Regions from separate parts of the Homo sapiens genome. Here regions 2 and 3 are each linked to region 1. Evidence: chromatin loops called from intact Hi-C (ENCODE). Cell type or tissue: dorsolateral prefrontal cortex. All regions are shown on one strand.

Region 1 (8,000 bases):
TGAAACATAATCCATGCTTCCACTCTATCCTGGAGTCTCCATTAAAACTATATTTTGAAAAAGTGACAACTTAAAATGTGTGCTTTAGAATGGTATTAAGATGTTGGCTTGAGGCTGGGTGTGGTGGCTCATGCCTGTAATATCAGCACCTTGGGAGCCTGAGGAAGGCAGATGATTTGAGCCCAGGAGTTCAAGACCAGCCTGGGCAACATGACAAAATCCCATCTCTATAAAAAATATAAAAATTAGCTGGGCATGGTGGTGTGCACCTGTAGTTCTGGCTATTCAGGAGCTGAGGTGGGAGGATTGCTTGAGCCTGGGGGTTGAGGCTACAGTGAGCTGTGATTGCACCACTGCAGTCCAGCCTGGGTGACAGAGCAAGACCCTGTCTCAAAAAAAAAAAAAAAAAAAAGATATTGGTTTCGGAGGCAAGACTAAAACCCCAGTAATCCTTGTATAGTGTTCTGCTATTGTGAAGCTGCCATGTTTGGGGTAACATGACTCCCGGCAATATGTCCGAATCCATCTACCTTTGAGCTATGTAATAACCTGAGCTATGTAATTAGCTGGTTCTACTGTCCCTTCTGCCTCCATCAGAGACACCTGTCTAGTGTCAAATGTAAAAAGCCAAGTAGTTCAAGGGTGTTCAAGAATTTATAGTCTATAGTGTGAGTAATATGAGCCCTTCATGAAGTAATGAAGATGGAACCCACAGAATCACCAAAGCAATACAAAGTCCATCCATGTGGCATTTCACAAACTGTTCTGTGATGCAGAATACGAATTCTGCACTGTTGGACCAAGCAACTTAGGAACTTAGTTACTTGCACCCTTTGTGAAATGCTTATCTAGTATCCTGCTTTTTCCATCATGAATGCTCATGGGGACTTTGTGTATTCCATTTGCATGTAAATATTTGAGATCTCCTGTGTTTACATAGATACAAGGGAAGGTTAGCTTGGTCTGGCTGATTCAAAATGCAACTATTCATCTGACAGTCTGGCTAGTCTGGCTAGACTCTTCCTCCTTTTAGTTTAGTTTTTCTTTTTTAAGCCCCGTTTCCCTAGCTAAGTGTTTCACCTGGAATTGCACTTCCTGCTCTCATTTCTCCCGCTGCTTCCTTCAGGCATCTGCTTCTCAAACTTACGTCTTCATTCCTGGGCTCTGTTCCACGTTCATAGCTCTATATTTCCACTTTCCTTAAGGACATTCAACCTGATTGTCCTGCTGTCACTTCATATTCAAATCTGAATTTGTCTCCCTCCTTCACTGCCACTCGTTCCATTATGCGTCCTCTATTTTTATTAGTAGTACAATCCTTCTCCCTGTCATCCAGAGTGAAAACGTCATTGTCATCTTTGACTCCACCCTCTGCCATGGTTCCCTTAGCCAGGAAATCAAGAGGCAGAAGTCCATGTTTCCTCATTTGTCCCATTCCACTCATCCTGCTATTTCCTTAAGTCCTTAGCAGTTCAAGTCTGGACCACTCTAAATGCCTCCTAACCGACTCCCCTGCTCCTAGTCTCTGCCCTTGCCAACCCCTCCTCTACATGGCTACCAAATTAGCCTTTCTTTATGTCTCCCTCTTGCTCAAAAACGTTTCTATGGCTTCCACTGGAGATACAGCACATTTGAAAGAGCAGGTTTTAATTTTAGGAGTCTTTGAACGTAAAGTGACAGTGAAAACTTATTTCCAGGCAGCAGTTTTTTTTTTCTTCCATTCAGGTTTTTACTCAAATGAGCTCCAGGATGGTAGAGACGTTGTTTTGTCTGTATACAGCTTTGTGTTCCATTCATAGAATAGTGCCTGGAATAAATATTTTTTGAATGAATAAGTAAATGAATGACTTCCCCTTCTGGAATGTTTTCTTTTCTGCCTATGTAAACCTGTTATATTCTTTAGCCCCCTGTTGAAATCTCATCCTTCTGTGGAGGCTTCATTCATCTCAGTTTGTGTGAAGGCATCATCTTGCACTGTTCAAGTGGCAGCAAATGCTACTACGGTTTAATTTTTCTTGTGTGTAGGATGTGTCCTCCCAAGTGGATTTGAAGCTTCACAAGGGCAGAGACAGGATTCCAAGCCTCCTGTGCCCTTCATGTCCAGGGGTCTCACCAAGCAAGTGCTTGGTACCTACTGGAGTGATTGGTGAAGATCGTCACATGGGCAGGTGTGTCCATCTACAGCTTTGGGTATCAGTGAATGCATTCTCAATGGATCAATATGGCCCCCTGGGGGCAAAAATAGGTTTCCAGGGCTGTGATGAAAAAAGTCTCAGCATTACTAGTTTGTGGCCCACTAAAGGTCAGTTCTACCCAACAAAACTTATTCCTTAGTATTGCATTTTATGTGGGGTGGGTGGGCGTGGCAATCAGGAAAGAAAGTCTAAAAAGATTCCACAGGGAGGAGAAAATGGAAAAATATGTTTGAGAAATCCTGGTTTAGTACTATGGGAAGCTGGAACACTGAAGGCAAATAGTTATGCGAGAATTGCATGATGAATGTAAGAAAGGAATCTATGGATAATTGAATTTAATGAGGAAACTCAAACTGGGCTTTCTCCCGCACCTCTGCAACGGGTGCGTCCCTCTGGGCCCGAGGTCTGTGCTCTCTTGGGTTAGGTACTCACTCTGGGGAAAGCGGGGTGGGTTATCATTGACATCTGAGAGGGTGATGTTGACTGTTGTGGTCCCAGCTAATCCTCCAAGCTGCCCTCCCATGTCCTTGGCTTGGATAATCACTTCGTAGTATTCTTTGGCTTCTCTGTCCATGTTCATGAGCGCTGTCCTAATTACACCTGGAGGATAGAAATGACTTTGTTTATAAAAATAAAACCACAGGTCCAGTTTTTAAAGATTGGTTTCTAGGTGTCTCCCTGGTGCACCATTAATGCCTAGAAGTGAGGTGCAAGTCACCTGTGCTTTTAAATTTGAGGTAAAAAAATCTCAGCTTCAAAAATGGGCTGTACTGAAACCAGTGGTGAATGAAAACTTTTATTCCAGCAGGAAGAGCTCAGAGGGCTGGTTTCTTCTGGCAACATTACTGAAAGTGAACAGGAGGTGGCAGCAATGTTTCTCTTACAGATCTGGGAAATTGTGGTCCAAGGCGATTTCAGACAGTGCTGTCTCACCAAGGAAAACTGGGGGCTTTGGGTCCAGAAAACAAAGCCTCATAAGTCTACAAATCTGTGAATTTAGATAATTCTCCCTCAGTTTCTTCAGCCCCTAGAGCCCTTGTAGTGTGAATGGCTCTTCTTTAGGTAACTCATTCCTGCTTTTTCTTGCTTCCCTACTACCTGTAAGCAGGGTTGGAATTCTAATTGGATTTTCCTGTTGTTACATATTCATTCTGTTTTGTGACATTCTTCTGTTTACCTCTGTGCTTTTAATTTTGTGAGCTAGGACATGAAAGATGCTCTGTGAGCTGTTTATTTTTACCATGCATAAGATATGAATTTCCCCAGAGAGCAAGCAGCAGATACGGTTTCATTTAAGAAGAGAGGCCTACACCAAATCCGTTGAAATGTGTTGTGATCCTGCCAAGCCTGTACAGTAATGTTTTGTCTCCCTTTTAACCCTGCAACTTAAAAAAGTTGACTTCTCTACACTGTAGGCAAAGATTAAAGGCTTACTTACTACAGCTTTACAACATGACTCTTGGCTAGATAGACCTTTTGCATGAAAATGGAAGGGACTGGGAACAATAATCCGTCCCCAGTTTACCCCTATAATGTATATATTGCATTGTAGTATAACATTCTCCAGTGATATATGCAGCATTTTCTTTTTTAAAAGGCCCCCCATGGGCACAGCTATAACTCTCTGTTCATGTATTTTTGACCTTAACACTACAGATGCCCCCCGGGAGCTGTCAAAATAATCTAAGACTCTTCTTAGGATATAAAGGACACATTACCCTCTTCCTCCCTGCATTTTTCCTCCCTGTGGGCACCCTTCCTCTCTTCATTCTCCCCCTTGCCCTTAGTAGAATTGTTAAAGTTACTGTTTTATAGAAGTCTCTAACTGCAATCTTTTTTCTTTCCTCCTCCTAATTTACACTCCCTTACTACTTTTATGATACAATTTTCTGAATGTCTGGTTTCCCTCAGGACTTCTGGGAAAAAAATTCGATCAGGTTGCTAATAATAGAAATGTATTTTTTCTTTTTCAAATAAAGAGGTGACTTTGAGTGTTCACCATTAACTTTATTCTGTGGCTGTAAGTTTCTTTACTCAAGTTCCTTGTTAATTACTCCTAGGTCCCATGTTTACCCTCATATAAAATGGAAGTAATAATACTTCCTATATCTTTTGCTAGTTTACAAGATTATTGGGAAGCTCAAATATGGCAATGTTTATGAAAGTATTAATAAGAGGGGAAGCCTGGCACAAGTATAAGATAATAATGATATCACAATAACTTTGCCAAGCTCAAACATATTAAATGAAATCTTTCATACATCCAAAGGTAAATTCTGTAGTCAAAGCTCTCGGGTAAGACAGAAATAAATAAGCAAACAAAACACCAAACTCCTGTTTGTCTTTTCTGCCGCATTGCTCCTCGCCCATTCAGTTCTCTCTGATGTCCTCCCTGTGAGAGCTTCCCAATCAGGACCTGCCTTTTGGGGGCCACATCCCACCTGGTCTTTCCTCCCTCATCAAAACCTGTCTGCCCCAGCAACCATTCATTTTGGACTTCTCTGCTGAGTGCACAGTGGTTGGTTCAATAGAAAGAACATCAGACCACATGTCAAGAGACCTCTCTACACTAGATGAACTTTAGTAGCTCTCAATTTCCCAATTGCTTTATCTGATAAGCAAATGGTGATGGACTGGATGATTCCCCCAAGGCTCTTTCCAGTTTCACAATCAATGCTTCTAGTTCTCTAATGACCCAGGTGAATGTGTCAATCCTGTTGGGTCTTCATGGGGTTATAAAAGACCTTAGTCCCTGGGAATAAATATAACCATAGGATTTTTTGAAGGCTATTGGGGAGTTATTTTGTGTGTGTTTGCGCAGAGGGGCTTTTTGCCTCTCCAATCAGACACTGCTCACTGTCTATGCATAGTGCTGCTCTTACCTGTCAGGGCAGTGCTAGTTTGCTCTCTTAATCCTAAAGCTAAGAGCAGTCTTCTCTGGTTAATACACTCCCTGGAGAGTCCTTAAAAAGGAGAGTTGGGTCTGTCATAGCAGCAGTTATAAATTATCAGGGAATAAACACCTCTGACTCGACCCTTGTATCAGATACCTGTTTTAGAGTCCACAGAAAAATATGGCTGGCCCTGAAGAATGCTGTACACCACCCTGGCACTGTTGCCGTAGGTCGGGTCATCTGCATCTGTGGCTGTCACTTGGATGACGGAGGTACCTGGGGAAGAGAAGAGGTAGAAACCTGTTCAAGTCTAATAGCTAAAGGCTGGATGCAATCCTGAGCGGTCCATCTTAAAGCATTTGCAAATGTGTTTGCTTCATTGGGAGAGTCCCCTTTCTAGGTCAAGCTTCCATAACTCTTATCTTGTACCTGTTTAGTAGGGATAAGAGTTATTTGTGCTTTAAATTCTGAATGACTGATAAGGACACAGCCTTTGGGCTCTTCATTGCTTTTTTTTTTTTTTTTTTTTTTTTTTTTTTTTTTTTTTTTTTTTTTTAAGATGGAGTCTCACTCTGTCGCCAGGCTGGAGTGCAGTGGCGTGATCTCAGCTCACTGAAATCTCCACCTCCCGGGTTCAAGTGATTCCCCTGCCTCAGCCTCCTGAGTAGCTGGGACTATAGGTGCGCACCACCACACCAGGCTAATTTTTTTGGTGTTTTAGTAGAGACAGGGTATTTAGTAGAGACGGGGTTTCACCATGTTGGCCAGGATCTCCTGACCTTGTGATCCACCTGCCTCAGCCTCCCAAAGTTCTAGGATTACAGGCGTGAGCCACCGCGCCTAACCCTATTGCTCTTTTGATAATAACAAAATATTTCTCCCTTATGAAACAAATCTGTCTAGCTAATATTTTGTTTTTAAAGAATCAGAACTAAAAAACATTAATAGGCTTATTATTATTACTTGCTCTGGTTGATTCCAATGTCTATATAGCTTCCTGCCAGCCAAAGGGCTTGGTCGTCATTTTTGGTTGCTTTATAATTGGTGAGCTTCTCCTCTCATGCTCTCCTGTTCTGAATATATGTGTATCTACATGTGTGTGTGCATGTGCATATGTGTGTGTGTGTGTATATATATAGGAGGTGCTATTTGTGAAAATCAGCGAGTCACCACCTTACCCACAGGGGACATTTCTGGCACAGTGGCCACATAAGGTCCGTCCAGGAACTTGGGCTCATTGTCATTGATGTCTTGAATTTTGATGATGAACTCTGACTCGGGCTCCATTGGCCTGCCCGTCCGCCTGTCTAGGGCTTGAGCCCTTAGAGTATACTGGGCTCTTTCCTCTCGGTCGAGCCTCTGAATGGCGTGGATGTCTCCAGTGGTGTCGTCGATGGTAAACACGATGCCAGCACCTTCTCCCGAGAGGATGTATTTGATGGATCCGTCTCCCCTGTCCATATCTGAATGAAGCTGGGAGAGGAAAGCACCTAATTCTCATCATGAATGTCAACAGGTGTCAGAAAACACATTGATTTTCAGTTTGTTACAAACTTATAACCTCCCTTTACATAAGGAGATTTTTCAAATGTTTAATAAGTTTGTCGACAAAGAACTAGTATGCATTGGACACGATTGTATCAAGGAGTGGGTGTAGGTTGATTAAGTAAAATTTTCCATGTCCCATTCTGTATCCTGAACTTACCATTATTTAAACAAAATTCTTCTCCCTGATAAGTATGGAAAACAGGAACTCTGGAAAGTGAAGATCCCCAATGTTAGAATAAGAACAAATTTAATAAGGAGGATTCCTGCCTTTCCACTTAAGAAAAATAAAAATAAAATGGATAAGCCTAAACGTGTTAAAATGAAGAAATTGCCGTAAGTTTTGGAGTATCAAACAGTTTTATGACAATTCAAGTTGGCTGATAAGCTGATGGAAGTAGTTTATAAAAAGGTTAAGGGCACTGCAGTGAGAAAAGTGAATGACCTCCGTGGATTCTTCCTCCCATTCTGTGATCCTAGTTCTGTAGTTTCATTCGGTAGGACTGGGCTTGTGTTTCAGGTGTCAAATGGAATTTAACTGCTGGTTATGATTCTTTACATCGGTGTGTGTCTCCTTTAGATGGGACTGGTTCTTGGGTTCATAACTGAGTCACTTAAATCTATATGTGGATGGTTGAGTTAGGGACATGCTTTTATCTGACCATGCAGCTATATTTGCTCTCAGAATCCTTTTTTTTTTTTTTTTTTTTTTTTGAGACAGAGTTTCGCCCTGTCACCCAGGCTGGAGTGCAGTGGCATGATTTTAGCTCACTGCAACCTCCACCTCCCAGGTTGAAGCGATTCTCCTGCCTCAGGCTCCCAAGTAGCTGGGACTACAGGCATGCACCACAATGCCTGGCTAGTTTTTATATTTTTAGTAGAGTGGGGGTTTGGCCACGTTGGTCAGGCTGGTCTTGAACTCCTGACCTCAGGTGATCTACCTGCCTCGGCCTCCCAAAGTGCTGGGATTATAGGTGTGAGTCACCACGCCCAGCCAGAATACTTTTAATAACTCTCAAAAGGAGTCCAGGAGTACTATATTTTTAAAATCTCAGGCCTATAAACATATTTCTGCATCTGTAATATCTAATTAATTGCAGATAGTATGTATGGGTGGCAAGAACCCTGTAATTTTGAGCAACCCTATAGGTAATGGTCTCTTTCTAAAGGTGGTAACAAAACAGTTAGTTAAATTTAGTCAGCCACTCCATTGTTGCCTGGGTTGTTAGCACTTTGCATAGTCCAGGGTGAAGTTCATGAGATTATTTGATAAAACAGCCAGGATTAGGCTTGGGGCAGGGAGGCCAATATATCTGGCCTGAACACTGTCTAGGCCAGCTATAAATTCAGGGCCCTTGATGAGTTA
Region 2 (8,000 bases), 820 kb after region 1:
AATTTCTCTGCAACACCAGAACTATTGTTCTTTAAAAGATGCATCTATAATTTGTTCTTGGCCTCAGAGTGGAGGAAAGACCTGCTAGCACAGAAATATCCAAATCTAAAGGAATGAGAAAAACAGACATTTGACATATACTGAATGAAGAATAAAATATTGCCATAGGTGTTATAAGAAATCCATGGAACTTATGACATGAATTAGAAATACAAACAATCCATCTTACTCTTTCTTGGATTTCCCAAGTGACAGATACCCTTGATATGTCATTTATTATTTTAAAATACGCTCATTGATAAACCAGCCTTTTTCTCTTCCTTTCCATCACTAGCCTCATGCTGTTTCTTCTTTGCCAGTGAGTTCCAAATCATGAGCTCAATTGTTTATTTTCAGAACAGTGTGTTCTATCTCTCCTTAGGATAAGATACAGAGGGGAAGGACTTCGGCTGTCTATTTGCAATACGTGTGCAACCTCTGGAACATCCATCCCTAATCTCCTTGAAGCCCTTCATTCATTATTAATTGAAGATAACGAAATAAAAAATCTCCACCAGAAGCAAAATCTATAAATGCAATAATAGTAACCTATTTTATATGATAGATGACTTTATATTTTTCATATTTAACTGTAAATTGTGAAACAAAACTAAAAAGTGAAGATGAGAAAATAGTAGAAATAAAATAGAAATCTACACTTAAAAGTAAATGTACAAAAAGAGGCTATCAATGAATTCTTCTCTATATGTTCTTTGCATGTCTTTCACTCCTGGGAGATTTGGGCACTCCGGTAAAATTTCTCTTACGTTTATGTTTCACAAGACAATTAATTCTACTCTAATCTCAGTGTAATGATTTCACTCTTCTGTTAAATAAAAGGAAACTCTACTTTTTGATATTTTAAACTACTTATTCTTGGCTATTCTTTTCCTGTTCATTTTTTTCCTAATAAAAATCAGTTATAAAACTCTGGGACAGGGTATCGTAATGGCCAGGGTCATATTTTTCCCAATGATAAGTCTATGTAAATATTTTATCCAATTCCCAATTCTTCACCTAGAATATCGAAACATGAATTTCATTCATTCATTTAACGTATGTCAATTACCCAGTGTATGCCATGGAATGTGCCCAGGCCTTGGGGAACAAAAATGATAAAGAAAACAGTATATTAGGAGTTGATAACCTAGTGGAGAGCTTAGTCATAGAAACATATATTTATGATAAAATATAATAATTTTACTAGAGGTAAATAAGGGTAGACAGTCAGGGAAAAGTGAAGTTTAGATTCAATATAAAAAATAAGAGAGGTGTTAACAAAATGAGAGTTTCAAAACTGTCAGCATAATTTGAAAGCTTAGGTGTGCTGTAAATAAATGTTGAAATACAAAAAATACAAATCTACTCAATTTATCGCCAAATGAATTATTCTACCTGTTAAATGTGGAAAGTTTAATTTAGAGAAAAATAAAGTTTGATTTCATTTTTGTTGAAAACAAAAAAAGAAGGAACATGAATGTTACAGTAACAATGGTAGTAAAGCTTAGCATTTTGCATTTTGTAATATATTTCCTCATGCCTTTAGTTTACTCCTGAACCTGGTCAAGCAATTTATTCTGCTTGGGCTTATCTTGCTGCTTCTGTATCACCTTTCTATTTGTAAGTTGTGATAATGCTTCCCCGGTTTCCCTGGTATCTCCCAGTATAATACTATCTCTAAAATACTCTTTCTAGCCTTCCTTTTCTATTCATATTGGATTCACCAATTAGCCTGTCTGGCTGATATGCCTCGCTCCTTGCCACAGACAAATCCACCAGTGCTATTCCTGAGGGCTGCTGTGGAAACAGCTTCTCTGGTCACCATCACTGAGATCTTGCCCGGCCAAATTCATGGGTGGAAAAAGTGTGAATGCCCCACTTCAGGACCTCTCAAATGGAGAGCTCCCAGAGTAGAACTGTTTGTCAGAGGATTTACTTCTGCATCGGAGTTGGGTCCCTTTCTGATTTTGGAAGTCCTGGGGGTATTGATATAGACTTTGGCTATTGCTTCTGGGGCTTCAAATTTCAAGTTTTAATATATGTTCTCCTCTTTACCTGAACTTCTTATCTCTTCATTTGAATTTTTATGTCCCTTTGCCCTCTGACTTTTTAATCATTTCACTATCAGGATCCACAATATTTGTTTTTTATGATATATTACATAATCAAATCATTTCTGCTAGCTATGCCATGATGGGTATATTTGCCCGCCATTTTTCCAGGCTCTTCTTTAAAGTTTCATGCATCAAATATCATGACTTAAAGGAGTAAATCTTCACTATCTAGTTGAGCCTTTTAATTTTCTTCACAAGAAAGATAAGACACAGAGGAAAATGGTCCACACTCAAGAGGTACAAATCCAACACCTAGGAACAGAAACTACCCAGACGTACCGTTCTCAGTCCCAAAATACTGCTTGACAAAAGTGGCTTTGTAGTCTCTGTCACAATTCCTTCATGAATATTTAGGGATGAATGGAAAGAGACTCAATTTCCAATAAGATAGAAAGCTCTGAGTGACCTTCATTTGTATGAAATATGAACAGTCTTGACACAAAACATAAATAATATCTACACAATATAGGGTTTTTGTTGTTGTTCTTTTGTCTTTTGTTGGTTGGTTGTTTTGTGTGGTCTTGACTCAGTTTTGAGGTCCTGGCTAGAAACGAGTCGGTTCCTTTCTTGAGCAGCCGACCTCCCTTGTCTTCTCATGGCCAGGTTCCAGATGTCAGGGGACAGGCCCTATGCCCCAGCGCACTGAATTATTTAAATTAGCCAGCCTGAAACCTGCCTGTCCTGCCTTGCCCTTGCCTCTGGCAGAAACCATAATAACAGCTCTTGCCCGCAACCCCTTCCTGCCCCTGCCTTGGGGCCAACCCAGCACCTCTCCGGAGTGGCCTGGGGTGGCTGGCTGTGCTCTCCCAGGAAGCTGGGTGTGACACAACTGTAAAATTTGTTTCTCTTTCTGGATCCCTGTGGAGTCTCACCATGCCACACCCAAGGTAATGTGGTTAAAACAACTTAACATGTTGCATTTTTTCAGTAATATTTCGCTTGAGAATGGTAAAAGAAATATCAACATATATGGGAACAAATGCAGTTAAGGCCTAAGTTTACTTAACTCGCCATAGATAAAAGATGTCGATGTTTTAGAACTCTTACAAAAGTGTATTTGACACCCTGTGGACTCATAATGCCATCTAGTGGAACAATTAAATAAATGCAAGGAAGGTCTGTGTGTGTGTTTTATATTAGGAAAATTGTAAAAGGATTGTTAATTGTATTTTGTGAAGTCACAGTAAAGTAACTTATGCTATTGAAGCTATAAAATTTAGTTCTAAGAGTCATGCTATCCAACACTTTTCCACATACAGCTAACAAGGTCTACTAATGATTAGTAAAATGGCCCTCATCTGTCATTTATTCAGGATAAATTTAAGAAAATTGCTTAATTTGTCTGAGCCTCAGATAATTTATATATATAATATCAGTTAATATTCTTACAAGAGAACACTGCAAGGAGTGTACTAATATTCTCATTTTTAAATGAGAAGTCAGATTCTTTTGATAGAAACCAATGAGGTACTTTACAGAAGCTAATTCTCTCCGCTTATCAACCCTTTAAATAATATTTTATTTATTAGAATTTTGGCTAAATGGCACACCAAAATCCATGGTCTCCTGATTACTTTGAAATTTTCACAGAAACAGAAAATGATTTCTATTTCATTTAGTTGTATATATACAAAATGTGTTACATGTACACAAGGTGTGTTACATATACACAAAGTGTGTATATGTGAAACCAAATGAAATGTCTTTGTCTATAAACAAAGACATTGCCAAGTCAGATTTGAATTTCCTTCGGATATACTAGAAAATTTTTAAGACAGTAGGAGGGTACTCTAGAGAAAACATAAAATCTTGTTAAAATAAAAAACGATAAAAGGAAGAGTGGGAAACAATTATTTGTTCTGGCTTAAGCAAGGCATTTGACACTATTTAAGTCAGTCAGTGAAACCCACATGGTGGACTCTACTTCATCCCTCGAGTTGTGTATCTAACTGCTCTCTAGAAGGGCAAACATACTACCCCAGCTAGGTCACCATGTGTCATCCCTTAAACTCTACAGTGACATTTCAGCAAAGGATACCTTTCTTCATAGAATTTTTCTTCAATAACTTCTTAAATTTAGATTTGTTGAGATATAATTCACCACTGTACAATTCACTCTTTAAATGTACGTTTCTATCTGTTTTAGCAATTATATACAACTATGTAACCACAATTACAAATGAGAAATAAAATATTTCCATCATCCCAAAATTTTCCTTGTGCCTCTTGTAGTCAATCCCCTTCCCTCAACTTGCAGGATCTGGTAACCATTTCTACTTTTTTGTGTTTTTATCATTTGGCTTTTCTAAAATGTCACACAAACAGAATTAGACGATATGTAGCCTTTTGTGTCTGGCTTCTTTCACTTATGATAATTCTTAACAGATTTATTCATATTGCTACATGTATCTGTGGTATGCTATTTTTATTGTTGAATAGTATTCCACTGTATGAATATCTCACAATTTATTTGTCCAGTCAAAACTTGACGTTTATTTTCAGTTAGGGACTGTTATAAATGAAACTGCTATAAACTTTTCCATATATGCTTGTTGTGGACATACATTTTTATTTGACTTAGGTAGATATCTAGATGTAGGATTGCTAAATCATATGATATGGTTTGGCTCTGTGTACACACCCAAATCTCATTTCAAATTGTAATCCTCAGGTGTCAAGGGAGGGAGGTGATTGGATCATGGGAGCAGTTTCCCCCATGCTATTATTGTGATAGTGAGTGAGTTCTCGTGAGATCTGATGGTTTTGTTAGGCAGTTTCCCCTGCTCTTGCTTGCTTCTCTCTCCTGCTGCCTTGTGAAGAAGGTGCTTCTTCCCCTTCACCTTCAACCATGATTGTAAGTTTCCTGAGGTCTCCTCAGCTATGTGGAACTGTGAGTCAATTAAACCTCTTTTCTGTACTTATAAACTCAGTCTCCAGGAAGTTCTTTATAGCAGTTTGAAAATTGACTAACATATCATGTTTGATATTTTCAAATGGAAGGGTTGGGTGCGGTGGATCACATCTATAATCCCAACGCTTTGGGAGGCTGAAATTGGAGGATCACTTGAGCTCAGGAGTTTGAGACCAGCCTGGGCAACACAGTGAGAACTTGTCTCCAGTAAAATTAAAAAAAAATTAGCTGGGAATGATGGCATGCACCTGTAGTTACAGCTTCTTTCAGGGGCTGAGGTGGGAGGACCACTTGAGCCTAGGAAGTAGAGGCTGCAGTGAGCCCTGATAGTGGCATTGCACTCCAGCTTGGGCTACAGAGTAAGACTCCATCCCAAAACAAACAAACAAACAAACAAACAAACAGAAACAAACAAACAAAATAGAAAAATCCTGTGCAACTGTTTGCCAAAGTGATTGCTCTACTTTCATTACTACTAGCAATCTCTGAGAGTTCCTGTTGCTTCACATCTTCAGCAGCACTTGATATTGTCAGTTTTTATTTTTAGTTATTCTAGTAAGTGTGTAGCAGTTCTTCATTATGGTTTGATTTGCATTTTTCTAATGACTAATGATAGTGACAGTCTTTTCATATGCATATTTGCTACCTATGTCTGTTCTTTTGGCATGGAGGACACCTCTGTTGTCAAGTACATCAAATTGATTGTATGGTTTTTCGGTCTTTATTCTTGTCGATATTCTATCCATTCTCTCCATTTCTGGTATAAATTACTGAGAGAAAATTGAAGTCTTAACCTCTGGTTGTATGTAGATTTAATTCCTTTTTAAATTTTATTACTTTTATTGAAGGAGAATACACATAGGAAAGTGATATTTTCTTGATGAATTGACTCCTTTATCATTTTCTCACCCTTTCCTTTTTTTTAACTTTCAACTTAAAATTGTCACATCTGTTTATTCCAGCATCATATTCTCTTACTTTCAATTGACTCCTTGAGAACATTGACATTTCATGTAATTATCCATATGGTTGGCTTTAAAATGACCATCTTAAGTAGTATTTTCTATTTGCTTCATGTGTTCTATCTCCTATACATTTTTGCTTCTATTTTCTTAATTGAGGGTTGTGGGCTGTTTTTAAAATTCCACCAATGGCTATTAGTTATATGTCTTTTTTAATTTTTAGTGGTTACTGTAGGATTTACAGCATAAACCTTTTTTGAGTGCCTCTCTTTCAACTCGTTGCTTTTCTTCAGTACTGTGTTGGCTATTATGTGTCTTTTATCTTTTCATATAAACATTATCATCAGGTTTTGATATCCACAAAATAGTTTGCTGGAATTTTTATTGGAATTGCATTGAATCTGTAGATCAAATTAGGGAGAACTAACATCTTAATGTTGACTATTTCTATGCATTAAAGTAGAGTATCTCCTCATTTAATTAGATATTCTTTCTTTCATCACAATTTTTTATTTTTCCTCACATAGATCTTGTATACTTTTGTTACATTTGTACCTAAGTATTACTTTATTGTGCTAATGTAAAGAAGATCGTGTTTTTCATTTCTAATCCCAAGACTTTTTACTGGTATACAGAACCTAAACATTAGCAAAGTCAAACCATTGAGGCCTTGATAACATTGACATTTCGTGTAATTACCTTTTATATAGTAAATTATCTCTTATATAGTAAGATTTTATATAGGCTTTCATATAGTAAGATTGTATGCTGCAAACCTGCTATAATCACTTAGCATCTCCAGGAGTTTGTCTTTTGTTTGCTGTTGTTGCTTTTATCAATTCGTTAGGATTTTCTATATGCACGTTTAGTTTGCAAACAAAGGAAGAAAGGAAGTTGTAAATCAGTATGCCTTTTATTTCCTTTTCTTGTCTTATTGTTCTACCTTGGATTTGCAGTATGATAGTGAACAACAGTAGTGAGAAAAGATCGTTGCCTAGTTCCCCATCTTAGGGAAAAAGCATTCAGTTTTATGATTAAGTATGATGTTAGCTGTATTTTGTTTTGGTTTGTTTTTTTTTAGATATTTTATTTTTTTAAAGCAGTTTTATGTTCACAGCAAAATTGAGTGGAAAATAGTGAGTTCCTATATACTCCCTGTGCTCACACATGCACAGTCTTCCCCACTATCCATATCCTATGCAAGATTGATACATTTGTTACAATTGATAGAACTACATTAACAAGTCAATATCACCCAGTCCATAGTTTACATAGGTTTCACTCTTGGTGTTATATATTCTATGAGTTTTGACAAAACTATAATGACATTTATCTACCATTATAGTATCATACAGTATAGGTTCACTGTCCTAAACATTCCCTGTGCTTGGCCTATTCATCTCTCTCTCCTTCCCCACTGATACCTGGCAACCACTGATCCTTTTATTATATACATAGTTTTGTCTTTTCCAGAATGTCATAGTTGGAATCATGCAGTATGTACTTTTCTCAGATTGTGTTTTTTACTTTAGTTTCCTGCATGTCTTTTTGTGACTTGATAACTTACTTTTTTAGTGCTGAATATTATTCCACTGTCTGGATGTAATACAGTATATTTATCCATTTACCTAGTAAAGGACATTTTGGTTACTTTCAAATGTTGGCAATTATAAATAAAGCTGCTGTAAACATCTGTTTTCAGGTTTTGTTTCAACTCATTTGGGTAAATACCAAAAAGCGTAATTGCGGGGTCATATGGTAAAAATATATTTTCTTTCTGTAAGAAAAAAAAATGCCAAACTGTCTTCTAAATGACTGTATCATTTTGTATCCCCGCCAGCAGTGAATGAGAGGCCTTGTCGTTCCACATCCTTGCCAGGACTTGGTGTTATCAGTGTTTTGGATTTTGGCCCTCCAGTAGGTGATAGTGCAATGGCATGGATAAACCTGGAGGACATTATCTTAAGCAAAATA
Region 3 (8,000 bases), 690 kb after region 1:
GTTATATTTTCAGCACCTAGAGAGTGTCTGCTAGTTGGCTGTATGTCCAGAAGAATCAACATATGTAGTTTAGGTATTTCTAAACCACGAAAGTTGCTTAATACACATATCCCAAGAATGTGCTAGAGGCAGAGTTAACAGTGTTTCTAGATTAGCTGCTCTCTTCATTGTACATTGTAAATGACAAACAACTAGAGCATCAGGGTCCCTTTGCTGCACCCACAGTCTTGCTTTTCCAGTCGGTATTACCATTCTTTCAGGAGGTTTGCTCCTAGAACTGGTGATGTAAAGAAGGGAAGTAGCTGTATAAGAACTTCAAGGGCTAATCCCTGGAAAGGAAGCAAAGGGATAATACCTTTTTAAGGGAAACAGTTTTATCAGTATCATTTGACCAGCCATAGATATGAGTTTACAGAGGCTTCCTGGCCTTTCTCCCAATTATGTTGTCTCTAAAACATGGAGACTCCATTTATCCCTCACCTAATGTAGCTACTATGGGCCATATTACCAGTGTGCATCGTGCTCTATAATTCCTAGTAATTTTTATTCTGAATGTGAAGGGAAGTGTCTTTCAACTTAAGAATCCCCAGGAGGACTTTATTATACCTCAGAATTTGGAAGTGCCCTGAAATTTTACTTTTAAAAATTATTTGTACTTTTTGAGGTGCTATAACATTCTTATATGTATCATTCTGTAATTAACTCTCTAGCTTAACTATAAATGGTAACTAAATTTTAAAGAGCCAATTGTAGGTATCCCAATATAACATTAAGAAAAACTAAAGGAATACACTTTTTTGCTACTTTGTTGGGGTGAAGTACTTAAAAGGGTAAGGTAGAAAGAAGAGACAAAGTCCTGAACCTTTCAAAATGGGAAATTAATTTTAAACTTAAAAACATGTCTTCATTACCTATTGCCGATACTGTCTTTGCATAAATAAATAAAAATAAGAAATATTTTAAAAAACATGTTTTTAATAATGCAATTACTTACTGGCTCCTCATAAAGAGCTTAGCATCTAGCCTAGAATAAGAATTAGTTACATGGGTGGATCCTAACATTCCTTTGAAATTTTTATGCTTTATATTTGAACTTTTCCAATCTCTTCAAGAAGATGAGCTCTTTGTTGTCTCATAATGGACTTAACTTTAGCCTGTTTATGTGAGCAAATTGTGTCTTTTGTAGGCTTTTAGTTTAATAGAATGAACTATGACAGTCTGATGTTATGCACATTGGCAATTTTGACCCCAGTATGGTTGAATGTATAGAATGTGAACATACACTAAATAGCTTTAAAACCCTCTCTTGTCTTGAACTGGTGAATTTTTACGTTAGCAAAAACTAATTCTAGAAAATGTGCCTACTGATTTTTTTTGGAATTAGGGCATCTTCTCTAAGTAATTTATGTTTTTAAAAAAATTATTTTCAAGTTTGTTTGTGATGAACCAAATCCCACTGCTGACTGGTGGAATTTTTAGGTGGATAATAAAAACAATATTTTATAAAGAAAACAGCTCTTATTTATTTAAGGAAGATGCTCTAATGAGGGTCAAAATCATATTTTGCAGTGTTAATTATTTCTCTATGAGAGGCCTATTATGTTAGCTCCATGCATGTATAGCTATGAATATATAGCTATGTATATATTTGTATATGCCTTATAGATTATGGTACGTTAGAGAGTCTTACCATGTTCCTCTACAGGATGTCTATTTAAGGTTTTCTATTAAAAATACTTTTAATCAAATCAATTAGTTCTTTTTCTGCTTAATCATACACTTATCCCTGTTTGAAATAATACATGCAGTGGAAATCCACTGATACTCATCCACCAAAAATATTTTAGTCATTTTCTCTTTGGAGCCAGATAAAGTTGAAATTCATTGTAGGTGGCTTAGAGTGTATTATTAGGTATTTTTGTGCTGTCTGACTTTCTGAAACTCCAAACACTTTTAACGATTAAAACAATTTTACTTAATAAGAGGCTTTGTGGTGAAATGATTGACTAGTTGCTATCTGCAAACAGCAATTTATAACCAAAAGGAGCTCTAAGATCCTGAAAATAATTGGTAGCTCGTTATTTGAATTAAATTGCTGAGTTTAGCTTTCCATTTAAATTTAAGCACAACCACATTTACCAACTATTAGTGTAGGCTTGGTAAATGAGTGTGCTCCCTCATATCACTCTTCCAAAACAACAAAATGACAGTGGAACTATAAATGGATGAAGTTCCAAAGGCTTAATAATTCAATTAACTAAATCAGTATTCAATAATAAAAAGGTTTGCTCCTACTTTCAAAAGGATATCTTTGCATTAAAGTTTCCTTACAAGTGGCTGAAGGACTAGCTAGACAGAAAGTTGCTATTTGGAACTTGGTCCTGAATGAGCACACAGTGTAACTCCATTTATGGCCACTTAGCTCGTTAACAGTCTCATGGCTAGAGTACCCAGAACCATTCTATATCTCACCGAGCCTTGGATGACCAGAATCCATAAGTTAAATGTGGGCAGGGACACATAACACAAATGGGTCAGTGCTACTATTCAGAGCTTGGGGTTATGCTGCGGATGGTTTGTCATCTTACATGAAGGACGAGATCTGAGTTTGTAATATTATAGGCCCCCTGATTCCAACACAAGCAGAGATGCTCAATTATTCCAGGCACTGCGCTAGACACTTTGCCTAAAGCAATTATCATCATCACAATAATCCTCTGATGAGGACTTTATTATTCTCCATTTAGATATGAGGACACTGATCTTCATAGTTAATGAATGAGCCAAACTATTGAGATTTTTTTTTTAAATTTAGGATTACTTAAATCCAGTGTTTGGTATCTTCCTACTAACCCAGTCTTTCTTAAAGCATTTAGGGTTTCAAATGAAATAGATCTATCCCCGTTATGTTTCAAAGACAACATGTTAGTGGGTAAATTGATGGTTCTGTGATTGCTTCAGTAGTTCCTAACTAAGGGCTGGGATTGCCACATGAATGAGCAGGTTAGCTTGATAGGCTCAGTGGGAAGGTCTCTCTGCACAGGTGTGCAGCCTTTGAGAAGTGCAGAGACAAGCTCCTTGCTGTTATTACGCAATGTGTTATTTCAGGACAAATTTATGCTTCTCCTAGGGAGCCTTCTAGAGTAATAATCTCTGACAAATGGTGATCCTGCTATACCTAGTCTCCCTGAATAGCTCCACCTGAATTTATTTTGCATGTAAATTACAGTGCTCATGTTAAAGAATCCCATAGATGTAGCTTTATTTCTACTTGTTAAGACCAAAAAGAAAAATGTAATGATTTGTTAAGATCATCTTTCAATCATTCTGCACTTTCTCCCAAGTGTTAATTTTCTTGCAAGTAGAAATAAGGAACTTGGGCTTCCCTTCCATTAAAAAAAAAAAAAATACCATTGTGAAAGTTTATGTGACCAGGTCCTGCAAACAACCAGAGACAAATATAAGCAGGTGTGCATATCATATCAAAATACTGCATTTTCCTTTTCTTGCATTTTTAAACATTAGTCGCAACTTTGTTTTGTTTTAATTTAGTGGAAAATAAATGTAATCGCTGTAATTTCATGTATAATTATTAGTAAAATGCCACTTTTACCTTTTCCATGGTCCTCATTTATTGTCCCCATTCTCTCTGTAAGCAGAATCTCCCCCAGGTGCTTCAAATTTTCAATGCTCAATTCCAGATTGATATTCTTTCCTCTACCATTAACTAAAGCTTTATCTGTGAAATGATTATTTTGTCCCATTTTTTCTTGATTAAAACAAACCAAAAGATGAAATTAAGAGAGAAGTAAGTAGAATAAAGCTCTCTTTATTACCTTTACCTTCTTCTAAATTGTTCATTGAGTAGCTTGTGAGGAGAGGTCATTAAAAGCATCATTAGTTGAAAAACACAGGCTTGTCTTTCCACATCCCCTACAGTTATATATCACACACTTCTTCTATAATTAGAATAATGCCAGCACTTTATAAATGGTCACTGACTGGTCTTGATTTATTAAAAGTCTAGACAAGTAAATGCACAAGATAGCCCTTTACACAGGGAGTATCTAAGTTTCCCTTGCTATATATTCAGACATCTAAAAGTTGTCCAGAATGTGCTACCATATCATCCTTTATTCTTAGGAAAATTCATTGTTTGTCCTGGTGAAAGTCAGTTTTACTTTTCTAGTCTTGTTTTGTTGGTTATATAAAGAATGGAGTAATTTTCAGCATCTATTCAAAAGCTTAATTATTTATAAAATTAAATAGTTTTTAAAATGAAAGTAAAATAATGTTATTTTATATTTAGTACTTTTGGAAGGTCCAGAAGGATATGTTCTGCTTAGTTAACCACATTGTGTTTTTTCTTTTGGAAATGCAAAGAAAGTATCTAATAATTTAAATATATATATATATATATATATATATATATATATATATATATATATATAATTTCTCTCATTTCTTCTTTTTAGCAGGGATCTACTTGTCTCTACCCAGAAATACAGATATAAAGTCAATGGAAGAGATAGATAGATAGATAGATAGATAGATAGATAGAAAGACAGACAGACAAAAAGATAGATGGATAGCTATTATTAACCTTTTATGACATTGAAAGAATGCATGCTGCCCTCTGGAGTCCACAAAAGGAAAATGCAAACCAAGTTTTTCTATCATCTTTAATATTTAAAATGTTTAATGCTACAAGTTGGAAAATAAACTGTATCTTTTACCTTTGCAATAAATAACATATAAGTAGCGCGACTAACAGGGAAGGGTTATGTTGAATCCTTAATTTGACCTTATGACGCATGTTTTCATGAAGTAATGAGGATTTTTCCCCTTACAATTTACTCACTATGTCTTTCCCAGTTACCAAAGGGCACAGAAATAAGTGTTAATGAAGAGAAAAATAGAGGATGAGATTAACAAAAAACAAATTAATCTTTGTGCCTACTTAATATCTTTTTGAAATATATATTACTTTGCACTTCAGATCATACTTTAAACTTTCTTATATAACATGTATGCCAAGTTTATGAAGTGAAAAATGTGGTTAAGAAAGATGATAATTAAAGAAAAGCTGTGAACATGGAATTGGGAATATATTCTTTCTATAGTAAGGCAACTTTTCTCTTATGAAAGTTAAAATAACACAGTGAAAGAGAAAGCCTTTGCTGCTACCTACTGAAGTGTGTGTGTGTGTATGTAGTGAGATAGATAGATGATAGATATATAGATAAATAGATAAATATGATCTCAGGCTTAGAACATAAGAGGTTGATTAATCATAAAAATGCAAGAGTTTCTATTTCGAGTATTCACAAGACTTAAGAAGTAGTCATTAGGAACCCAGATATTTGGAAAATTTCTTCCTGGAAAGGCTCTTCCTTCTTAAAATTAACATTTTTAATAACACTTCAAGGTTCATTTAAAATTTAAGTCCAAGAAAAGCTGTTCTCTACTTCAATACATTTTAGGAACTTACTATACTTTTTGCTGTGTCAACATCTCTAAACAATTCTACAATGTTTTTCAGAGTGTCACCTATTCAGAAAGGTTTTATTTTAACATATACACAATTAGATTGACTTTTACATCACGCTTCTAATGTAAGATTATTTACCTTCTTTTATGCATAATATGGTGAGAATCATTCAGGTTATTTGACTTATTTCTTAGCAAGAACATGATGCAGCCTGGATTAAAAATACAAATGGATGACTTCAAATTGCTTCTCTTTTTACTTAGCAAACTTTAAGTCAAATATATATAATCTGTATGGACACAAAATATAAAATAAGTTCAAGAATAAATTCTCTACAAAGTCATGCTGATAAACAATGTATAAATAATAACTGTGTATTCTTAAAAAATGAAGGAAGGGAACAAAAAGGAAAAAAGGACAGTGAAGGAAGGAAGGAAGGAAGGAAAGAAATGAAGAAGGGAGGGAAGAAAGGAAAATCAGCATTTCACTCAGTGACATGTATTGCCTTTTATATTTTTCATTTGGCATAGGAAAGAGCATAAATATATTATTCCAACTATGAGGATGGCAGAGGTATTTCTGACATAGCAAACTCAGGTATAGAGAAAAGAATATTATGGGAGAGTAAAAGAACCTAGGATGATAAGGAGCCACCAGGGCATAGCTGTGGTTTGTTGGAAGAAATAGTTGACTATACAAAGACATTTAATGAGAAAAGAAAATAGAACACTCTTTTAAAGGGTACATTTTTAAAACCATTTTCCATCTGTGTTCCTAGAAATGTGAGTTCAATCAATGAATAATTCTTCCAAGGCAGATAAAGGAAAAATGCAGAATGTATTCACTTGGCCAAGATATGCAGGACAGTCAACTGGTAACAGCTTCAGTTGCCCTGGCATCAAGGTTTAATTGAACCAAAAAGCAATTCTGAAATTTCAAAAGAAAATTATTTCTTTTATGAAATCTGTAAAATTGGACAGGAGCTTTTGAAGACATAAAACTAAATTGAGGGTAAAATGGACTTATGAATTCAAACCATAAAGGTTATCAATTTTATCCCCATTTAGTTTAGTTAAGTATAAAGTAATCATTTTCTTTCCATCCCACTTCATTTTCTTTGCTTTTATATCCCTATGTCACAAATTCAGTATGCAGACACTGTGGCAGAATGTAAAACATGAACAATTGCAATATCTTGGTTCTATTGGAAGCCATGATATTCTGGGACCATGTCTTTAGGAAAACTTTGTCAGTTGACTTTCATTGCTTTAAAAAATCTGATATATCACACTATATTGTAATACAGACTGATTTTTCTGTCTGTCTTCCACATGAGCATGTCATGTTGAGAGAGTTGTTGACATTTGTTTCTATGCCACTAGTACTTCCCTCAGTATCTTGGTATATATTATGGCACTCAACAAATGTTTAAAATATGATTTGTTGGGGAAAAGTATATGATGGGGAAAATTATATACTTTAAAACTATATACTTTTATATATGGTGGGGAAAAGTATATGACGGAGAAAAGTATATATGATGGGGAAAAGTATATGATAGAGAAAAGTGTACATGATGGGGAAAAGTATATGATGGGGAAAAGTATATACATGGGGAAAAGTATATGATGGGGAAAAGTATATACATGGAGAAAAGTATATACTTAATACCCAAATGGTGCTTTGTAACATAACAATGGCAATATCTTACTGGTATTGTGGAAACATATAAATTTATTTTTGCTTTCAGTCTATGGCTCAATGAAGATCTTCTGCTAGTATGAAAAGATGTGGTTGATCTTGACTAGATGTGAGCATGCACTTGTAGTCAGTTTGTGGGTTGCCTGAGAGCTGGTTGACGTAGGATATCCTCAACTGAGAACTTACATCTTTTCAGCATGTTCTCTAATCTTCCCATTGGTTAGTCCAGGCTTATTCTCTGGAATGTGCAGGCATCCACTAAAGTTTCTAGTCTTGAAACTGGCAAAAGCCTCCTCTGCTTCATTCTGTTGACCAATGCAAGTCACAGGACCAGCACAAATTCAAAAGTGGAAAAATAGACTATACCTCTTGATAAGAGAAGCAGCAGTCCCTTACAAGGCTCATGGAGACAGTGAAGCCATTAACTGGTACAATCAATGTAGTACACACTACCTAAAGGGCATTATGCTAATTTACATATGTATCCAAGTCATCCAAAACTATGACATGAATTCTCTCACAGATATATAAATAAATATAATTCAAGGGCGTATGTCAGATTTGTTCAAACTACTTTTGTTTAAAATAAGTTTCTGATGAAAAAAGGGAATTTAGAAACAAAACAATCATTTAAACACTGAGAACCACAGCTCAAACAATAAAGAAATTATACAATAAAGATGCTAATGAAACAAAGAGAAGGAAGGAAGGAGGGGGAGGAACAGATAATGACTAAACAGAGCAAAACAGCTAAACTGCTGCAATCAAAGCAAGTAGCAAGAAAACAAAAGGCACTGATTAAATTCAA

The links. Hi-C counts contacts between places; a loop is a spot of excess contacts. Peaks named below come from ENCODE experiments on the same cell type or tissue, not always from the same donor. Only the 100,000 strongest peaks of a DNase experiment are listed, where the experiment ranks them.
Region 2: a loop joins it to region 1, with 4 times the contacts of the local background. A loop is called at or near these places in 65 of 110 quality-filtered maps.
Region 3: it touches region 1 in a loop (4-fold over the local background); 34 of 110 quality-filtered maps call a loop at or near these places.

Annotation. Positions count from the first base shown.
Region 1 is chr18:61,497,748-61,505,747 of GRCh38, reverse strand. It overlaps CDH20 (cadherin 20), which reads right to left. Exons shown (of 12, transcript NM_031891.4): 3 at 6,268-6,562; 4 at 5,246-5,365; 5 at 2,628-2,795. Among named protein-coding and RNA genes, the nearest start is that of CDH20, 170 kb to the right of the region's middle. In dorsolateral prefrontal cortex, CTCF peaks have their summits at 2,860 and 3,062 (motif pointing right); a DNase peak (open chromatin) is centred at 3,087; H3K27ac peaks cover 1,354 bases.
Region 2 is chr18:60,680,264-60,688,263 of GRCh38, reverse strand. No RefSeq gene overlaps it. Among named protein-coding and RNA genes, the nearest start is that of MC4R, 310 kb to the right of the region's middle. RefSeq lists enhancers at 2,359-2,858, 2,859-3,360. In dorsolateral prefrontal cortex, CTCF peaks have their summits at 3,016 and 3,215 (motif pointing left); no DNase peak of the experiment used is centred here; H3K4me3 peaks cover 362 bases.
Region 3 is chr18:60,805,224-60,813,223 of GRCh38, reverse strand. No RefSeq gene overlaps it. Among named protein-coding and RNA genes, the nearest start is that of MC4R, 440 kb to the right of the region's middle. In dorsolateral prefrontal cortex, CTCF peaks have their summits at 4,446 and 4,649 (motif pointing left); no DNase peak of the experiment used is centred here.